Linked DNA regions of Homo sapiens: region 2 is linked to region 1. A link is a loop called in an ENCODE intact Hi-C map of the cell type or tissue named here. Cell type or tissue: heart left ventricle. All regions are shown on one strand. Each heading gives the region's core, and the rest is flanking DNA. Links, peaks and the distances in the headings are about the cores only. Region 1 overlaps PRUNE2 (prune homolog 2 with BCH domain). Region 2 has its middle 12 kb from the start of GCNT1.

The links. Hi-C counts contacts between places; a loop is a spot of excess contacts. Peaks named below come from ENCODE experiments on the same cell type or tissue, not always from the same donor. Only the 100,000 strongest peaks of a DNase experiment are listed, where the experiment ranks them.
Region 2: it touches region 1 in a loop (16-fold over the local background); 100 of 110 quality-filtered maps call a loop at or near these places.

Annotation. Positions count from the first base shown.
Region 1 is chr9:76,700,948-76,708,443 of GRCh38, reverse strand. It overlaps PRUNE2 (prune homolog 2 with BCH domain), which reads left to right. Exons shown (of 19, transcript NM_015225.3): 8 at 1-3,683; 9 at 4,345-5,107. Among named protein-coding and RNA genes, the nearest start is that of PCA3, 60 kb to the left of the region's middle. In heart left ventricle, for the core only: a CTCF peak has its summit at 3,654 (motif pointing right); no DNase peak of the experiment used is centred there; H3K27me3 peaks cover 1,203 bases.
Region 2 is chr9:76,443,671-76,451,166 of GRCh38, reverse strand. It overlaps a transcript of GCNT1 not described here. Among named protein-coding and RNA genes, the nearest start is that of GCNT1, 12 kb to the left of the region's middle. In heart left ventricle, for the core only: a CTCF peak has its summit at 3,504 (motif pointing left); no DNase peak of the experiment used is centred there.

The sequences.
Region 1 (7,496 bases), core at 1,644-6,643:
GGCACTTATATCTCATCTTGACAAGCAGGACACAGAGAGGGAAACCCTGCAAAGTGATGCAGCATCCTTGGCGACTAGGCTTGAGAATCCAGGGTATTTTCCACACCCAGATCCATGGAAAGGTCATGGCGATGGACAAAGTGAAAGTGAGAAGGAAGCCCAGGGAGCCACTGACAGGGGGCACCTTGATGAAGAGGAGGTGATCGCCTCTGGTGTGGAGAATGCCTCAGGGATTTCTGAAAAAGGGCAGAGTGACCAGGAACTGTCTTCTCTGGTTGCATCTGAACATCAGGAAATCTGCATTAAATCAGGCAAAATCAGCTCTCTTGCTGTCACTTTCAGTCCTCAAACCGAGGAACCAGAGGAAGTTTTAGAGTATGAGGAGGGGTCTTACAATCTAGACTCCCGTGATGTGCAAACAGGGATGTCCGCAGATAACCTGCAGCCAAAAGATACCCATGAAAAACACCTCATGAGTCAAAGAAATTCAGGTGAAACTACTGAGACTTCAGATGGGATGAATTTCACAAAATATGTATCTGTACCTGAAAAGGATCTTGAGAAAACTGAAGAATGTAACTTTCTAGAGCCAGAGAACGTGGGTGGAGGGCCACCTCACAGAGTTCCCCGAAGTCTTGATTTTGGGGACGTCCCTATAGACAGTGATGTGCATGTCAGCAGCACATGTTCTGAGATAACCAAAAATCTTGACGTTAAGGGGTCTGAAAATAGCCTTCCAGGAGCCGGTTCGTCTGGAAATTTTGACAGAGATACTATTTCTAGTGAGTATACTCATTCAAGTGCATCAAGTCCTGAGTTAAATGACTCTTCAGTTGCACTGTCCTCCTGGGGCCAGCAACCCAGTTCTGGGTATCAAGAAGAAAACCAAGGCAACTGGAGTGAACAGAATCACCAAGAATCTGAACTAATTACCACTGATGGCCAAGTAGAAATAGTTACCAAAGTGAAGGATTTAGAGAAAAACAGAATAAATGAGTTTGAAAAGAGCTTTGATCGCAAAACTCCTACATTTTTAGAGATCTGGAATGACTCAGTTGATGGTGATTCCTTTTCCTCTTTATCCAGTCCTGAAACAGGCAAATATTCTGAACATTCAGGGACACATCAGGAAAGCAATCTAATTGCTAGCTACCAGGAGAAAAATGAACATGACATTTCTGCAACTGTGCAGCCAGAGGATGCCAGGGTCATTTCAACAAGCTCAGGTTCTGATGATGACAGTGTCGGTGGTGAAGAGTCAATAGAGGAAGAGATCCAGGTGGCCAACTGCCACGTTGCTGAGGATGAATCCAGAGCTTGGGATTCATTGAATGAATCTAATAAGTTCTTGGTCACAGCTGATCCTAAGTCTGAAAATATTTATGACTACCTAGACAGCTCAGAGCCAGCAGAGAATGAGAATAAGTCAAACCCATTCTGTGACAATCAACAAAGCAGCCCTGATCCCTGGACTTTCTCACCATTAACGGAGACTGAAATGCAGATTACAGCAGTGGAGAAGGAGAAGAGATCTTCTCCAGAAACAGGGACAACAGGAGATGTTGCATGGCAAATATCTCCCAAAGCTTCGTTCCCAAAGAACGAAGATAATTCTCAACTGGAAATGCTGGGCTTCTCAGCTGATAGCACTGAGTGGTGGAAGGCCTCACCCCAGGAAGGGAGACTAATTGAAAGTCCATTTGAAAGGGAGCTGTCTGACTCCAGTGGTGTGTTGGAGATAAATTCTTCAGTACACCAAAATGCCAGTCCCTGGGGAGTACCAGTTCAGGGTGATATTGAGCCCGTGGAAACACACTATACTAATCCTTTTAGTGACAACCATCAGTCACCCTTTCTGGAAGGTAATGGGAAGAACTCCCATGAGCAACTCTGGAACATTCAACCAAGGCAGCCAGACCCAGATGCTGACAAGTTCAGCCAGCTTGTAAAATTAGACCAAATTAAAGAAAAGGACTCAAGAGAGCAAACCTTTGTGTCTGCTGCTGGTGATGAGCTGACTCCTGAAACACCTACCCAAGAGCAGTGTCAGGACACCATGCTGCCAGTCTGTGATCATCCGGACACAGCCTTTACTCACGCAGAGGAAAATAGTTGTGTTACATCTAATGTTTCAACTAATGAAGGTCAAGAAACAAATCAGTGGGAACAAGAAAAATCATACCTAGGTGAGATGACAAATTCAAGCATTGCCACAGAAAATTTTCCTGCTGTCAGTTCTCCCACCCAACTGATAATGAAGCCAGGCTCTGAATGGGATGGCTCTACCCCAAGTGAGGACTCCCGAGGTACCTTTGTGCCAGATATTTTACATGGCAACTTTCAAGAGGGTGGGCAGCTGGCCTCTGCCGCGCCTGACTTGTGGATAGATGCTAAGAAGCCCTTCAGTTTGAAAGCAGATGGTGAGAATCCTGATATCCTGACGCACTGCGAACATGACAGCAATTCTCAGGCTTCCGACAGCCCTGATATATGTCACGATTCTGAAGCAAAGCAAGAGACTGAGAAGCACCTCAGTGCTTGCATGGGACCTGAAGTGGAATCCAGTGAGCTTTGTCTCACTGAGCCAGAGATAGATGAAGAACCCATTTATGAGCCTGGACGGGAGTTTGTCCCATCCAATGCAGAACTCGATTCTGAAAACGCAACTGTGCTGCCTCCAATTGGCTATCAAGCAGACATAAAGGGCTCCTCTCAGCCCGCCTCTCATAAAGGTTCACCTGAACCTTCTGAAATAAACGGTGACAACAGTACAGGTTTACAAGTATCAGAAAAAGGAGCCAGCCCAGATATGGCACCAATTTTGGAACCAGTTGACAGAAGAATCCCAAGGATTGAAAATGTGGCAACTAGCATTTTTGTAACTCACCAAGAGCCAACTCCAGAAGGTGACGGTTCTTGGATATCAGACAGCTTTTCTCCTGAAAGTCAGCCTGGTGCAAGAGCTTTGTTTGATGGTGATCCACATTTATCCACAGAGAATCCTGCCTTGGTTCCTGATGCTTTGCTAGCCTCAGACACTTGTCTGGATATAAGCGAAGCTGCCTTTGACCACAGTTTCAGCGATGCCTCAGGTCTCAACACATCCACGGGAACAATAGATGACATGAGTAAACTGACATTATCCGAAGGCCATCCGGAAACGCCAGTTGATGGGGACCTAGGGAAGCAAGATATCTGCTCATCTGAAGCCTCGTGGGGTGATTTTGAATATGATGTAATGGGCCAGAATATCGATGAAGATTTACTGAGAGAGCCTGAACACTTCCTGTATGGTGGTGACCCTCCTTTGGAGGAAGATTCTCTGAAGCAGTCGCTGGCACCGTACACACCTCCCTTTGATTTGTCTTATCTCACAGAACCTGCCCAGAGTGCTGAAACAATAGAGGAAGCTGGGTCTCCAGAGGATGAATCTCTGGGATGCAGAGCAGCAGAGATAGTGCTTTCTGCACTTCCTGATCGAAGAAGTGAGGGAAACCAGGCTGAGACCAAAAACAGACTGCCTGGATCCCAGCTGGCTGTGCTGCATATTCGTGAAGACCCTGAGTCCGTTTATTTGCCGGTAGGAGCAGGCTCCAACATTTTGTCTCCATCAAACGTTGACTGGGAAGTAGAAACAGATAATTCTGATTTACCAGCAGGTGGAGACATAGGACCACCAAATGGTAAGAAACATTCCATTCTTCCACTTCCAAGAAACTGCTGCGTTGATTAAACTAGTGCATATTTGTAAGACACACTCTTCCTACCAATGAGGGTAGAGAGAAAACTAACTACATTTTCAAGGCATGCCTCACTAAGTCCTGTATTATAACAGCAGTAAAATCTAGTGCATATGTAATACCTATTCCTGATAGTGCACGAGAAAATCGAATGACTCTACAAAATAAAAATATTTTCTAGCTGGGCGCGGTGGCTCACGCCTGTAATCTCAGCACTTTGGGAGGCCAAGGAGGGGGGATCACCTGATGTCAGGTGTTCGAGACCAGCCTGGGCAGCATGGTGAAACCCCATGTCTACTAAAAATACAAAAATTAGCTGGGCGTGGGGGCAGGTGCCTGTAGTCCCAGCTACTCGGGAGGCTGAGGCAGAAGAATAGCTTGAAACCAGGAGGTGGAGGTTGCAGTGAGCCGAGATCACACCATTGCACTCTATCCTGGGTGACAGAGCGGGACTCTGTCTCAAATGAATGAATGAATAAATAAATAAAATATATAAAAAATATTAAATTACCTCTTTTAGATGATCATTTGCAAGGATCACAAATCACACAATGTGTTAATTAAACCTTTTTCTCCTCTTCTCACTTTCAACTTCCACTTCTAGGTGCCAGCAAGGAAATATCAGAATTGGAAGAAGAAAAAACAATTCCTACCAAAGAGCCTGAGCAGATAAAATCAGAATACAAGGAAGAAAGATGTACAGAGAAGAATGAAGATCGTCATGCACTACACATGGATTACATACTTGTAAACCGTGAAGAAAATTCACACTCAAAGCCAGAGACCTGTGAAGAAAGAGAAAGCATAGCTGAATTAGAATTGTATGTAGGTTCCAAAGAAACAGGGCTGCAGGGAACTCAGTTAGCAAGCTTCCCAGACACATGTCAGCCAGCCTCCTTAAATGAAAGAAAAGGTCTCTCTGCAGAGAAAATGTCTTCTAAAAGCGATACGAGATCATCTTTTGAAAGCCCTGCACAAGACCAGAGTTGGATGTTCTTGGGCCATAGTGAGGTTGGTGATCCATCACTGGATGCCAGGGACTCAGGGCCTGGGTGGTCTGGCAAGACTGTGGAGCCGTTCTCTGAACTCGGCTTGGGTGAGGGTCCCCAGCTGCAGATTCTGGAAGAAATGAAGCCTCTAGAATCTTTGGCACTAGAGGAAGCCTCTGGTCCAGTCAGCCAATCACAGAAGAGTAAGAGCCGAGGCAGGGCTGGCCCGGATGCAGTTACGTTGCAGGCTGTCACCCATGACAATGAATGGGAAATGCTTTCACCACAGCCTGTTCAGAAAAACATGATCCCTGACACGGAAATGGAGGAGGAGACAGAGTTCCTTGAGCTCGGAACCAGGATATCAAGACCAAATGGGTAAGCAAAAAGCTAGATTTATTTTTTTTCCTGAAAAGCAATTTATTTAGAAACCTGGGAAATGGTTAGAGGTTATGGAATATGAGGAATACCTGGATGATAGCAGCTTTGCTTATATTGAATGCAAGGCACACCATCAGTAAAAGCAGCTACTAGATAACTATAACCATAATGATAATTTATGTACATTTTCAGCCAAAAAGCCCCTTCAATTTTCATTCAGTCTTATACCTACCCCCCAACTGCCACCCCACCTACTTGAATACCTACATGACTCTTCAACAGGCAGTTGGGAATACAAGGAAGTGACACTAACATTTAATCAGCACCTACTATGTGCAAGGCAGTTTGCATACATTATCTCATTTAATCCTAACATGCCAGTGGGGGGAATGGAAGGAGTAGGGTTGAGTAGGGGGATTCAAGGCTCAGAAATTTTCTATAATTTGCCTAGAATTAAGTAACCAGAGTGAACACCTGGGATTCGAAGCTTGCCACCTCCAAAGCCTGTACTTTCTCAGTTGACACACCGCTTAGCATACAGAGGCATTTTCATATTTTCAAATACAAGGCATTTTCTGGTTTTATGTAAGCACCTAACTTATAGTTAGATAAGAGACAGGCTCCACAGCAGTCTCCAAATCTCAGTGTAACACATTCATTCCCTAATTGGCAGAGAAATTGGCAAACTGTCATTAAATCAGTGATTCATTCATTCATTCATTCACCATGTGGTTTTTGAGAGCTTGCTCTGTGCCGTGGTTCTGGGTAGCCAATGGGCATATATCAGGGAATAGGATGTCATCACTGCCCTCAAGCTTCCAGTCTCTGCTGAAACTGTTTAGCATTCTTCATTTCTCTTCATTTGTGTTTATGAAGCCCACCTGCTTCCAGGGACAAAAGAACAAATTGTGAAAAGTAACTTAAGTAACGGGGAAAGTCATGTTTTCTCCTTAAAATGTAATAGAGAAAAGATATCGGCCAGGTGCGGTGGTTCATACCTGTAATCCCAACACCTTGGGAGCCCAAGGTGAGTGGATCACTTGAGGTCAGGAGTTTGAAACCACCCTGGCTAACATGGTGAAACCCCGTCTCTACTAAAAATTCAAAACTTAGCTGGGGTGGTGGCAGCACCTGTAATCCCAGCTACTTGGGAGGCTGAGACAGGAGAATTGCTTGAACCTGGGAGGTGGAGGTTGCAGTGAGCCGAGATCGTGTGACTGCACTCCAGCCTGAGTGACAGAGCCAGACTCCGTCTCAAAAAAAAAAAAAAGCGAGAAAAGATATATTTTTGCTACTCAGCTTGGGAGTGTAAAGGACTATACACATCACATACCCACAGTGAGTCAAGGAATCTGGATTCCAGCCTGCCTCTACCATGACTGATTATACATTTTAGGATTAATCCCAGGCTTAGGTTTTCTCATGCGTAAAATTAGTGAGTTGGGCTGAAAGATCTCAAGGCTTCCTGCAGTATTAAATTCTGGGAACTTAATTTGTGTGGAAACAGAATGTGTCCAGGGGAGCTTTGGCATTCACAAATTACATTTCTTGATGAAAGGAACAAGGACAATGGAAAGAATAGCTGGGGTATGTTGAGGATTAGCCAAGTGCAGAAGGGGTTAAAAGCTCTACCATATTCCAGGGCAGCTTCATAAATCCAGACATTGTCAGCTGGCCTAATCCTTCTTTCTTCCTGTCAAGCTATTTTCTTCCAGAGAGACCCCAGATCCGTTATCAGAAAGAGAGTAGCAGATGGATCCCAGCAGCCCTGCTGGCATTGTTATAGATTGAGCTCAGAACTCAGGCAGCCATGAGTTGGCTGAGCTATTGTTTGGCTTCTTGTGTGCATTTTGCACATGCCCCGAGATCCAACAGATGACAGTCAGTGTTCAATTGTGCCACCAGCACCTTTTCTTTCAACAAGATTTCTTTGCTCATCCCTTTCTGCTCAGCTTTTGTAGTACTGAAACTTTTCTCACAATGGGGATGGGGCAGATTTTCCCTCCGGCATGTGTATTATCTTTTGCATAAATAATTTACTGTGAATGTGTAAGTCTCCCTCTGTGCTAGATTTTGGGAGAATAAAGAGTTGTCTAAAACTGTGGTTCTCTAAGTGGGGTCCTAAGAACAGCAGCATCAGTATCACCTGAGTACTTGTTAGAAATGCAAATTATCGGCTCCGACTCAGACCTCCGGAATCAGGAACTCTGGGGGTGAGGCCCAGCCAGCTGAGCTTCAGCAACTCCTGATGCCCTCCAAAGCTTGAGAACCACTGGTTTAAAACATACTGTCAGCCGTCTAGGAGTTTACAGTTTAACTAAAGAGTTAGACATAAGTAAAAAGGTAGATAGCAGTGTAATATTTAAGTCAAGCTAGTCAATGCCCA
Region 2 (7,496 bases), core at 1,280-6,279, 260 kb after region 1:
TAATCAAATTACATTGAAAAGAACATGAGGAAGACATAAAAGAGTAAGGTACTACTTTCAAAGCATGGAGAAAGCAAATTCAATCATAAATGTACTGTCCAGGAAAAAAAGAAAGTGTGGCTCCTAAGCATGCAAATTCCAGGTAGAGTAAAGCCTGAAATATGTTTCTAAAACCCATACATGTAAGTTCTTTAATGTTTTTAAAAAGAAACAGGTTGATCCCTTTTAAGAGCAGGCAGCATTTCTCAGAATGGCAACAAAGCTAAAATCACACACAAAATAGTTTGATATAGTTAATACATTAAAGTGTTAAATGTATGCATAACAAAATATATCATAAACAAAGTTAAAAGTCAACAAACTAGAAAATATATGCAATAGTATGTAAGCAAAAATTAATTTTTCAAATAAAGGGGTGTTTACGTAAAAATATGCACCAGGTGAAAAATGGGCAAAGGGCATGATAAGATACTTCACTAAAGAAGAAATCCACATAAAAAGATGCTCAATTTCAATAGGAATTGAAGAAAAGCAAATTAAAACTACAAATCACTTTTTACCTATCAGATTGGCAAAGTTGAAAAAGATTGATAAACATAATATAGATGAAGGTGTAGGAATACAGACTCCTGTGCTGCTCTCTGTTGTAGAGATTTCTACAAACTTTCTAGAAGGCATTTGGACAACATGGATACTTATGGACAACTATTCATCTAGGAATTTATCCTATGTAGGAAATTTTACAAATACACAAAGATTTCAGAATCGAAACACTGTAAACAATGTAAGGGTTGTTAAAAAATAATTTTCAGAGAAAGATAAAATCATGACTCATACAAATATAAAAGTGCACATCTGTTAAGGAATTTACGCATATGCTATAAGGGAATCAGATGTACGTTATAAACATTTCAAAGGAAAAGTCAAAAAGCACAGATTTATCTGGAGTAAAGGAATGTTAAGATGAATTGCAAATGGAAACAAAACTGGTATTTTCATAGGGTGGGGATGGCGGGAACCAATTAAATTATTGCCAGACAGGACAGAATTTACACACCATCAGTTACATATAATTTATAAAAAGAGGCGAATAGGGCCGGGCGCAGTGGCTCACACCTGTAATCCCAGCACTTTGGGAGGCTGAGGCTGGTGGATCACTTGAGGTCAGGAGTTTGAGACCAGCCTGGCCAAAACGGCGAAAACCTGTCTCTACAAAAAATACAAAAAATTAGCTGGGCGTCTGTAATTCTAGCTACTTGGGAGGCTGAGGCATGAGAATCACTTGAGCCCAGGAGGCAGAGGTTGCAGTGAGCCGAGATCACACCATTGCACTCCAGCCTGGGTGACAGGGTGAGACTCTGTCTCAAAAACAAAACAAAACAAACAAAAACGAAAAGGTTTATTTTGTTTGCATATGTAAGCTTCACAGAAAAAAAGTGAAAATCCCAAAGAGGTGCTTAGACCCAGGAGCTTATACAGCATTTTAACAGAGGATGATAAAGTGTGGGAAGCTACTAGACAAGGGAAATGGGGAGAGGCTGCGCTTCTCTGGTGTGGGTAAATTGTGGGAAGGTAACTGGGAAAGGCATGGTAATTAAGGCTTGTTTAGTGAGGTGTGTTATGCAGATGAATTGTTCACCTTATTCTGGTATGGGAGAGGGCATCACCTTTGCAAAGGGAAATTAGGCAAACGTTTGTAGGTAGAAAGAGAGAGGGCAAAGAGTTTTGCTTGTGTCTGCTGTTTCTCAGTTGCCTTTAGCTCAAAATAATCCTTATGCCAATATGGCATGTTTTGAGGTGGCACATTCTTTTTTACTTTTACTATTATCATTTTATTTGCTTGTTTTTTTTTTTGTTGTTTTTTATAGAGACAGGGTCTTGTTTGTTGTTGCCCAGGCTGGAGTGTGGTAGTGTGATCATACCTCACTGTCATCTTGAACCAAGTAGCTAGGACTACAGGTACACACTACCCCGCCCCGCTAATTTATTTTATTTTGTTTTTGGTAGAGACAGGGTCTTGCTTTATTGCCCAGGCTGGTCTCAAACTCCTGGCCTCAAGGGATCTTCTCACTTCAGCCTCCCAAAATGCTGGGATTATAGGCCCTGCCACCATGCCCAGCCTGGGGTGGCATATTCTGATCCCTTTCCCATTGTTTCAGAAAGATGTTTCCATTTTGGAAAAACATAAAATAAATGAACAAATAATAGTAAATTTAGCATTTCTGTCCAAAAGAAAATGACATGTACAGTGAGCAGATGCCCATCAGGGTGTTTACCAGCAAAAACAAGTTAAAAGAAGTACCTGTCTGAATGGATCAACAAATTGCAGCATATCATATTAAAATAATGGAATGACATTTAAGAAAGCAAAATTGATTCACACTTCAACATGGATGAATCTCCAGACCTTATGTGGAGATAAAGATGCCAAACACGAAAGAGTACAGACCGTTTGATTCATGTTTATGTATCTGAAATTCTGGAAGAGGCAAATCTAATCTATAGTGACAGAAAGGAGAGCAGTTGTTGCTGGGGCTGAGTGTGGGGAGAGGAGGGCATTTGCTTTTTGGGGTGATAGAAATGTTCTTTATCTTGATTGTGGTAATAATTGCCTGGGTTAGTAGGTTGGTCAGAAGTCATGGAACTATACACCTAAACAGCTATATTTTATTAAACCATGCCTCAATAAGATTTTTTTGCTGCTGTTGTTGTTTTGAGGTGGGGTCGTACTCTGCAACCCAGGCTGGAGTGCAGTGGCATGATCACAGCTCACTGTAGCCTCAGTCTTCTGGGCTCAAGCCATCCTCCCACCTCAGCCTCCCAAGTACCTGGGACTACAGGTACGTGCCACCACACCTGGCTAATTTTTGTATTTTTTGTAGAGATAGGGTTTCACCATGTTGCCCAGGCTGGTCTCAAACTCCTGGGCTTAAGTAATCCGCCTGCCTCGGGCTCCCAGAGTGCTTGGATTACAGGCGCGAGCCACCGCGCCTGGCTGTGTGTATATATATATATAAAGTGTCTGTTAGTAAAGACTAGAGGGGTAAACAGAAAGCAGACAGCATGTGTTGAGCAAAATCTGGACTCGCTGAGTTTGCAGTGATGATAAACTTTCAGAGTAGAGGCTCTCCAGGCTTCTCAAAGTATTCCTGGACTCAGTGATTCCTATCTGGAAGCCATCTGGACAAAGACGGCTGGCACAGCCATGCCACTAAATGCACTCTTTTGAGGGTAAGAGTGCATAGAAGTTGTGAGGCATTTTCAGTTTCAGGAATCCAGCACAGCAAAGGAAGATGACAGGGTCAGGGCGTACTGGACACAGGGATTGTGGACTGACATGCTAAAGAAGACGGATGAGCCAGGGGGCTCACAGAGTTTTTTTAAAGCTGAGCACCAAAATGCCTATGCTAAATGAACAAGAATGTTCTAGATATAAAAATTATTTAATAAACATCCTCCATACTGACTTGTAAATATTGCGTGAAGTGTGGCAGAGGCCCCCTCTGGTGGTAGTGTGCAAAATCACATGTATAACTATAAAAAAGTTAAGAAATAGGGTGAAAATCAGTCCTAGTGTTTACATACATTAGATGTTAGAGGTATATACTAAAGAGGCAGTTTAGGCTGGGCACAGTGGCTCATGCCTGTAATCCCAGCACTTTGGGAGGCTGAGGCAGCCCGATCGCTTAAGCCCAGGAGTTTAAGACCAGCCTGGGCAACATGGTGAAACCTCTCTCTACAAAAAAATAAAAATAAAAATTAGCTGGGGCGTGGTGGTGCACACCTATGGTCCCAGCTATTAAGGAGGCTAAAGTGGAAGGATTGCCTGAGCCCGGGAGGTTGAGGCTGCAGTGAGTGGTGATCAAGCCACTGCACTCCAGCCTGGGTGAGAGTGAGATCTGTCTCCAAAAAAGAAAAAGAAGAAAAAGAAAAAAAGAAAAGGAAGAAGCAATTCAGCAATATCCACATACCATCCATATCTGTTCTTTTTTTTTTTTTTTTTTTTTTTTTTTTTGACACAGGGTTTCACTCTGCCCAGGATGTAGTGCAGTGGCACGCTCCCAGCTCACTGCAGCCTCAATCTCCTGGGCTCAGACAATCCTCCTACCTCAGCCTCCCAAGTAGCTGGGATTACAGGTGGACGCTACCATGCCCAGTTAATTTTTGTATTTTTTGTAGAGATGAGGTATCACCATGTTGGCCACGTTGGCCTCAAACTCCTGGACTCGAGTGATCTGCCCGTCTCAGCCTCCCAAAGTGCTGGGATTACAGGCATGAGCCACTGTGCCCAGCCTAAACTGCCTCTTTAGTATGTACCTCTAACATCTAATGTATGTAAACACCAAGCCACTATGCTTGGCCCATATATGTTCTTTACTTTGCTTCTTCTCACTTAACACGTTTGGAAAATCATTCCATATTAGTTTATATAAAGCCTCTTTGTTCTTTTCAGTGTCTATCCAGTACGGGGCTATGCCATGATATTCAAATAGTTCCCTAATGGCCATTCCAGTTGTTTCCAGTTTTTTGCTATTATAAACAATGCTACAGTGAATGTCTTCACACATATATAAAACATATGTGTAGTATTAATTGCCGTAAGTGGTATTGCTTGGTCAAAATGTATGTGCATTTAAAAAGTTGATAGGTCTCACCCTCTGTGTGGGGGAAGATGATTGGCAATAGATACCATCAGACACAGGCAAAAGAAACAAGTTCCTTAGACCTTGATAAAGGATAGGAGAATTTAAACTCTAAGAAGATTGCATGGAGCGGGAGTTTTGGCAGCCGTCTTTTCCACAAGGGCAAACTTCCCTGGGTGCTGTGTGCTGGCTCCCATCAGCTTCTGCAAAAACTCTCCTTGTCTTACACCCTCTATATGTTCTGGAGACCCTGGCTATGTTCCTGACCAGAGAAGGGCACTGGAGTCACTCCAGTGCATTCCTGCATAATCTCTGCAAGGGAGACTTGAAGGTCAGTTTCCCAGGGTAAATTTTCTAGATAGATGATCCCCTAGGAACTCCCAGGCCTTAAGCTTCCTGATGACTCTTCATGTCTTCCACAGAGAAATTGTTCCAATTTACATTCTCACCAGCAATGTGTGACTTCCTGTTTCCCCCACACACTCACCAACAGAGCAAATTATCACAGGTTTTAAAAATAATATTTATTGATTTATTTAGGAAATGGGGTCTTGCTCTGTTGCCCAGGCTGGAGTCCAGTGGTGTAATTGACCACAGCTCACTGCAGCTTCAAACTTCTGGGCTTAAGAGATCCTCCCTCCTCAGCCTCTTGAGTAGCTGGAACAGGCACACACCACCATGTCTGGCTAATTTTCGTATTTTCTATTTTTTATAGAGACAGGAGTCTCACCATGTTGTCCAGGCTGGTCCCGAACTCCTGACCTCAAGCATTCCTTCCACCTTGGCCTCCCAGATTGCTGGGATTACAGGTGTGAGCCACCCCACCTAGCCACAGTTTTTATCTTTGCCAATTCTAATAAGTAAAAACTGAGGGAGGCCAAGGCGGGAGGATCGCTTGAGCTCGGGAGTTCGAGACCAGCCTGGCCAACATGTTGAAACCCCATCTCTACCAAAAAAGAAATACAAAAATTAGCTGGGCTTGGTGGTACATGACTGTAATCCCAGCTACTCGGGAGGCTGAGGGACAAGAATCGCTTGAGCCCAAGAGGTGGAGTTTGCAGTGAGCCGAGACTGAGCCACTGCACTCCAGCCTGGGTGAAAGAGTGAGACTGTCAAAAAAATAAATAAATAAATAAGGAAAGGAAAACCTGAAACAAAGAGTTTAAACTTTACATTGCTCTCATGTGTAAGGTACCACATCTTTTCATACAGTGATAATGAGAGATACATGTGTCTATATTCCTAGTAAAGCCAACCCTTCCACTGGGGCACCTGATCCTCATTCCAGGTATAACATCCTCTGATGTTATACTTGAGAACATCATCCGAGCAATTCTTTCTTCTGCAACTTCAACTTTTTTTCTCTCCACAGAATCGTTCCTATCAGCATGCAAAAATGTTATTTCTCCTTTTGACAACCCTTTCTTGAACGCCTTCCTCCTTAGCTACTGCCCTAATTCTCTACTTATAGCAGAGCTTTCCTTTTCTGGAAAGGGCCAGATAGTAAATATTTGAAGTATGGTGGGCTATTTATTCTCTCACAACCTCTTACCTGTGTCCCTCTAGTGTGACAGCAGCCACAGACAGCACGTAAATGAACAGGTGTGATCATAGTTTGCTGCAGTTTACTGACTCCTGCTTCATAGAAAACTGACCTTCATTCCCCCTTGCTGTGGTCAGGGAAGAAGGTGCTGTGGTTGTCGCCTGTTCCTTGCCTTCAGCAGGCTAAGAGCTGAGGTCTCCAGAACAACACAGAGGGCCCAAGAGGGCATCAGCCTCCTTGTGAAAACAGAAAAGGGAGTTTCTGGAAGAACCTGATTGTTTTGTGTCAAAAGAATTGCCTGTATCTGGTGTCTCCAAATTATATTAAACCCTCTCTAATCAGGTGCTTAGTCCCGTGCCTCTAGGGAAACTGCCCCTGTCCATTTCAGCTCTGTGGTTCTAAATCCAGCAGACATTTATCTAAACTTGTTTTACCTGTACTCTCAGCAGCATTTCAGACAAATCGTCACTCCTTGACCTTGAAACCCTTTTTCCTCACCTGGACTCTTAATCCTCATGGTTTTGTTCTCGTCACTCTTTGTCAGCCTTCAGTTTCCTCCTCTTCCCCCAGGCCTCTTAACCCTGCAGAGCTTCACGACTCAGGCCTCAGATCTCTTCTTTTTTCTCTACAGCCCTTCTGTATGGCCTCATCCAACCTCATGCTGTTAAGTACATCTAGATTTAACCTCGACATCGCTCTGATTTCTATCTCTAGTCTGGACCTGTCCTCAGAACTCCAGACTCATATTTCCAACTGCTTAGTAAACATCTCCCTTTACAGGTAAAATTGGCATTTCAAACAAACATGTCCAATACGCAGCTCCTTATCTTCTTCTCCCGGAGCCTGCTTCTCCCACTTTTCTCCCGGACTTACTCATTGACAACTCCACCTAGTTGCTCAGGCCAAACACTCCTGGAGTCATCTGTCTTGCCTCTCTTTCTCACAAAGCACACACCCAATTCAACAAATGCTTCTGGCTCTTTTTTTCTTCCTTCCTTCCTTCCTTCCTTCCTTCCTTCCTTCCTTCCTTCCTTCCTTCCTTCCTTCCTTTCTTCCTTTCTTCCTTTCTTCCTTTCTTCCTTTCTTTCTTTCTTTCTTTCTTTCCTTTTTTTAGACAGAGTCTCACTCTGTTGCCCAGGCTGGAGTGCAGTGGCTCACTGAAACCTCCGCCTCCCAGGTTCAAGCGATTCTCCTGCTTCAGCCTCCCAAGTAGCTGGGACTATAGGCATGCACCACCACACCTGGCTAGCTTTTGTATCTTTAGTAGAGACGGATGTTGGGAACAAATCCCCCAAAATCTGGCCATAAAC